Linked DNA regions of Homo sapiens: region 2 is linked to region 1. Evidence: chromatin contacts called from ENCODE Hi-C data. All regions are on one chromosome and are shown on one strand. The core of a region is the stretch at or near the end of the contact, and the rest is flanking DNA. Distances in the headings are between cores, read along the strand shown.

Region 1 (2,700 bases), core at 134-2,633:
TTTGGTGTTTTGCAGGGATGGCCAGTCAGGAAAGATAACCGTGGATGACTATGGAGCCAGAACAGGCAAATCCCCAGGCATGATGCGGCAGCTTAACATCAATGGAGCTCTGTATGTGGGTAAGTGACCGACCCTCGACCAAAGCAAAATTAGGCCAGTGCTTTTCTTGTTAGTCTTCCATTTGCTGTGCCGAGGCTATGTACTTTGCTGGATCAAATACCTGTAAATCAGGAAGCCCTCCAGATATTCCATTCCTTCATTTTCTGAACTGCTGACTCATGGCTGAGGGGGCAGGAAGGGCTCCCTTCGATGCTTTTATGCTTTGGACAGATCCACCAGGAAAACCAGGCTTTTCTTGTTTATAGAACAGGAACCTGCTAAATATAGCTCCATGAGTTCTCTCTGACAAAACGGGACCTGTCTTTCTTTCCCCTTGCAGAATAGAATGACTAGTATTTCTGTAAATGGCTTATTATAATTAATTCACTAGTGCAGACACATAAAAATGAAAAGCTATTTTTATCTATATGATATTTTCTATTGAAAGCATTCGACATCAGTGCATTTGTTTTGGTTTAAGATGACATCACTTCTAACTACACACTGCATTCTGTTGACATTATACCACACTTCAAAATTTACTAGACACTATTTGGTCTCAAGGTGGTCAGTTGGGCCAGAAATCACACATGAGGAATGAATTTATAGCTTTTGATTGTGTAAAAACTGATCCAAGTCAATCTGTTCCTTCAAGGATAATTATAAAATTGAGAGAGGTGAGGTACTGAGCAGCTCAAGGGGCCCACAGCCCTCACATGTCCCATGAATCAAGGGATGCCTTGGCCAGCAGCCATTCAAGTGCCCCAAACTGGAACCCCGACCTTGCCCTGCGGACACCTGTCCTTTGGCTCACCTCATCTCCCTCTTGCTTCCTGGCAGGTGGAATGAAGGAAATTGCTCTGCACACTAACAGGCAATATATGAGAGGGCTCGTGGGCTGTATCTCTCACTTCACCCTGTCCACCGATTACCACATTTCCCTCGTGGAAGATGCCGTGGATGGGAAAAACATCAACACTTGTGGAGCCAAGTAACACCAGCTGGCCTTGTCCAAGGGACAGAGCCTTCTATTCTGAGAATCCCAGGGGCCCTCAGACCCTGCCTGATGCTATATGCAGAGGCCCAGGGACCAGGTGTGTTTCCTCTCACCAAGAAGAAAGTACACACTGATGAGAAACTGAGAACCAAGACAGGCATCCCTGGGTGGCCTTTCCTGCTGACACTCCACGAGCTGACCCAGCAGAATTCTCTGTGTAGGAAGCATCGGACTTTGTCCATTGAATATGTAGCGGCTGCCAGAGATCACACATCAATGCAAATTCCAGAGCCTGTCTGCTATAGCTCAGTGACTGTGTTGTGATTCATAGTACATTAAAAAGAGAGAGAGAGAGAAAGAATCCCACAGGGCACTATTAAAATACTTCTCTCCTTCCCTGACTCATGACACTCTTCCTGACAGCAGAATGACTGTGTGACCTTGAACTTCACATTTCCCACATTGGCCCTTGGATTGTTCGGATTAACCCCTTCCACTCCTCACTGGCTGGTTCACTGTGTTCTGACTAGTCCATAAAAATAAAGATGGAAGGAGATCAAACACAGAATCATAATCATAATGCGGCCCCCTTCCCCAGAGCTTACCTCGAATGTGAAATCCCTACTTCTTATAATGCAGAGTTAAGGAGCTGAGCCCCCATGATTTTGTAGCTGTACTTTTGTATGTGTATATTTTTATAGCTGCAGATTGTCCACACAGTATACTTTTGGAAGTTTGGGTGGATGACTCTGAATTCTTGCACACCTTTCCTAAAAATTTCTCCCAAGAGAGACTTGTTTGGGCCTTTTGTGGTGTCAGTGGAATGGATAGGTAACTTGGGTGGGCAACTTGGGGAGCTGACCATTCTCTTTTGGTAAATGTTGACGGCTCAAGAGGATGAATATGAAGCTTTCCAAGATAAGCAGATTAAAAGGAACATGTGTTACCGAGGTAGGTCACTGTCATTTTTGTTTTAAGAGTTGGGGGGAGTATCTATAGTAAACTTGAATAAAGGGGACAAAGCTAGAACTTATTCATTCATTCATTCACTTATGGAGTTGTTACTGATTTTGCGGAGGTCAGGTTCATACCAATGGACACTAATACAATCAGTGTTCCCAAGGCTGTGCAGGGGTGGGGGGACATGCTGTCAGGATGGTCTGAGCATCTGGGTGAGAACCAGAGAAACAGGACTTCTTCCTTCTGTACCATGAGCTGTGTCCCTTTACTATGCAAGCACATGACCCCAGAGACAGCTGGTTCACTGGCAGATCCCCATGATGGACTTACTAAGGGAAAGGTGAGATGAACACTGCCCCCAAGGAGGGGGTGAAATATGATCTAACTTATGCAAGAGCCTATAATTAGTCCCAGTCTCGACTCTACATTTGTTTGTGCAGCATTCATTCAGCAAAGACTTTTGGGGTTTGTGCAAGGCACAGTTTTAAGCACATAATGTAATTCTAAAAGATGAATAAACTAGAGAGGTTCACTTTGTGCCCCAATCTCCTGTCTTTGGGAAGCTTTGATGGCCAGGATCCTTTCTCCCAGAGGAATCATGGTTATCATCATCATCATCATCATCATCCACTCCTAGACACATA
Region 2 (2,778 bases), core at 175-2,674, 1.0 Mb after region 1:
ATGCAGCCATAAAAAGAACAGAATCATGTTCTTTGCAACAATGTGGATGCAGCTAGAGGCCATTATCCTGAGCTAATTAACACAGGAATGGAACACCAAATACTGCATGTTCTCACTTATAAGTGGAAGCTAAACATTGGAAACACATAGACGTAAAGATGGCAACAATAGACACTGGGAATTACTAGAAGGGGATGGATGGGAGTGGGGCAAGGGTTGAAAAACTATCTATTGGGTACTATGTTCACTACTTGGGTGATGGGATTGATAGAAGCCCAAACATCAACATCACACAATATACCCAACATGTGCATGTACCCCTGAATCTAAAATTAAAACAATTTAAATAAAGAAAAAAAGAAAAATATATATTTTAGTTTGTAAGTTCTTCTGTGTTTTTCTGCTTAGCCCTGTGGTGAATGTGTGGTAAAATGAATGTTTTTAAGATGTGATGCTTCCCTAAATCTCTTCCTCATTTTTGCATATCTGCTGTTTATGAGTATAAGCTTAGTTTTTGGAAGATTGTCAATATTCAGTGTTTTCTTTCTTTTAACCTTATTCGCTCTGATGTTCATTTTCCCTGAAAAGTTCCCTTTACTGACATTTCTCTTTCATGTGAGAAAACTGCATTGACTACAGTCATATTCAGTGGTGGACTGAAGTGTAAAGTTGAACTATTTCAGGGACTTTTGGTCAATGTAGGCAGCCTTTATCATAATTTAGGCCCAAACTTCTATGGAAAGTTTAGATATTTAGAACTATAAAAGTTGTATCTTTAGCTGGGATAGGTAAAATTTCTATTCTCCTGGCGTAAGAGGCAAGTCTTTTTCAAATGTATAACCTAAGAACTATTGATAAAAAGGTCTGTTGTTGCTCTTTGATAAGATTAACGTAAAGTCAAAAATATTTATTGAAAAAATTTTTATAAACACCTACTATTTTATAAACACCTACTTTCTGCACAGCCCTGGAATAGGCAGATCCTAGAGTGTTGAACTCAGGAATACCGTGTACCATCAAAAAAAGGACTTCAAAGTCTTGCAGATTATTTACTTCTGGTAGAGTTAGGGTGACTCATACATGTAATTCCATTCTAAGAAAGCCTCAGAACAAAAGAAGGCAGAGTGGATCAGTACCAAAATCCTGGAGTTTAAAACCCATCAGCTCCAGACAGAGGAAGTCCATGGTGAGTGGGAAGTAGACTTTTCAACCAGCGGAGAAGCCTCCCTACTGAACAGGAAGCATGCTTTGTCCCAGAAAGACTGAAGAAAAATGCAGAGAGGGTGCCTTTCTACTTTTTCTATTATAGGAGAAGGGTGGATCAAGAGGCTGGCAAAACCACGAAGAATAAAATATTGCTGGCCCATGGAAACAGACATATTAAGAAATCAGGAAGTCACCCTGCTGCTCCAGAAGTGGTGTCAGTGAGTGGTGCCCCAGCATCCGAAGTCGTTTTGGAGAAGACAGTAGTCTTCAATGCCTGCTAATGGGAAACCTTCAGAAGAATCGGTTCATAGGGAGAGACTAGAAAGATAGGTGATAAATAATGACAGGGCTTGAGAATTCCATCTATGATGGACCTCAGTTTAAAATCCTAGTATCTTTGCACTCTTCCTAGTTTATAAAGACCCATGGTGTAAGCGTTTATACAGCATTACAAGCAAGGAATTCCAAAATTTCAACAAAGACATATCTTTATCAAAGCAGTCTCATTAGCTTGTAAATTTGACAGGGAAAAAATCATAGGGAAAACAAACTTGAATTGTTTTGTATCGAGGAAGGTCAAGGTAAATTTTCAATAAGGATGAAAACAATCTGGAATGGAGTGGCTTGCCCTTGTTTTAGCAAACCTTAACATGGAGGGTCAGGATTGTTCCTAGGAGTCTGGATTGTCAAATGAAGTGGTTTCCCAGAATGAGCTCTTAAAAATACAGATTTCTGCTCTCGCCACCACATCACCACCACCATCAATTTCCTCCTCCACCCACCTCCACCCCAAAAAACTCTGATTTAATCCCTCTGTGCTTAGGAATCTGTGTTTTCAACAGCATTCATCAGCCATGTTTGGAAACCTCTGGTCAAGGGAACCAATCAGGATAATTCATGCCGGTAGTTTTCCACCCTGACTGCATATTGAATCACTTGAGGAGCTTTTAACAACATCAGTGTTGGAGGTTCCTCTCCCAGAGACTCTCATTTAACTTACCAGTAGTGTGAATTTCCTAAAAGCTCTCCAGTCAATTCTAATGTGGAGCCAGGTTGAAGAACCACTGACTGAAGTCAAGTTAGACTCCAAATTTTCCATTTTGAACTTTTCTGACTTGCACCAATTTGACTTTTGAAATTGTGGGCATCTAATTTTTAGAAATTTCATACATCACTATCCCTACTTTTGATCAAAAATTCCAAACTGTAATATTAAAATTGGTTACATTTCCATGACTGCTGTCCTTCCTCAGGTATTGCTAGGCTGTGGTAGCAGCAGCAGTGAAAGAGTCTTTGACACACAGGCCCTATTCCTTCAAATCTTCTCTTACAAATCTCCTATATTCTTTGAGAGAGTATATTTGCTGAAAGGTTGATACAGCAGAGAGATAACTTCAGAATAAACAGGAGATTCTCCAAACCAAAAAGGCTAGCCAGGAGTAAGAAGACTCAGAAGAGATGCCTCAGTTGTCAAAAGAGAAAAGGCAACAGAAGACTTCTAGAAGCTGCAATAAAATTCTTTCCTGGAGGTGTCCTGCTGTTATAAGCCATTCTGCCACCTGACTCATTTGA

Evidence for each region. A loop is a pair of places that touch in the nucleus more often than their neighbours do. Pooled maps may share reads with other maps.
Region 2: a loop to region 1 is called in a map of CD8-positive, alpha-beta T cell, with 6 times the contacts of the local background. The contact joins two enhancer-like sites. A Hi-C loop is called at or near these places in 1 of 168 maps with a recorded cell type or tissue (CD8-positive, alpha-beta T cell), 1 of 37 single-sample maps with no recorded cell type and 2 of 50 pooled maps.

Annotation. Positions count from the first base shown.
Region 1 is chr5:38,462,893-38,465,592 of GRCh38, forward strand. EGFLAM (EGF like, fibronectin type III and laminin G domains) reads left to right here. Exons shown (of 22, transcript NM_152403.4): 21 at 16-119; 22 at 940-2,588. The coding sequence ends at 1,094. The region is part of intron 1 of EGFLAM-AS5 (EGFLAM antisense RNA 5); the gene reads right to left. Among named protein-coding and RNA genes, the nearest start is that of EGFLAM-AS5, 4.1 kb to the right of the region's middle. RefSeq lists an enhancer at 199-1,398. Within about 2 kb of position 1,384, at least 13 of the 41 ENCODE cell types and tissues checked have a DNase peak (open chromatin) inside an H3K27ac peak, as active enhancers do.
Region 2 is chr5:39,468,912-39,471,689 of GRCh38, forward strand. No RefSeq gene overlaps it. Among named protein-coding and RNA genes, the nearest start is that of DAB2, 45 kb to the left of the region's middle. Within about 2 kb of position 1,425, at least 4 of the 41 ENCODE cell types and tissues checked have a DNase peak (open chromatin) inside an H3K27ac peak, as active enhancers do.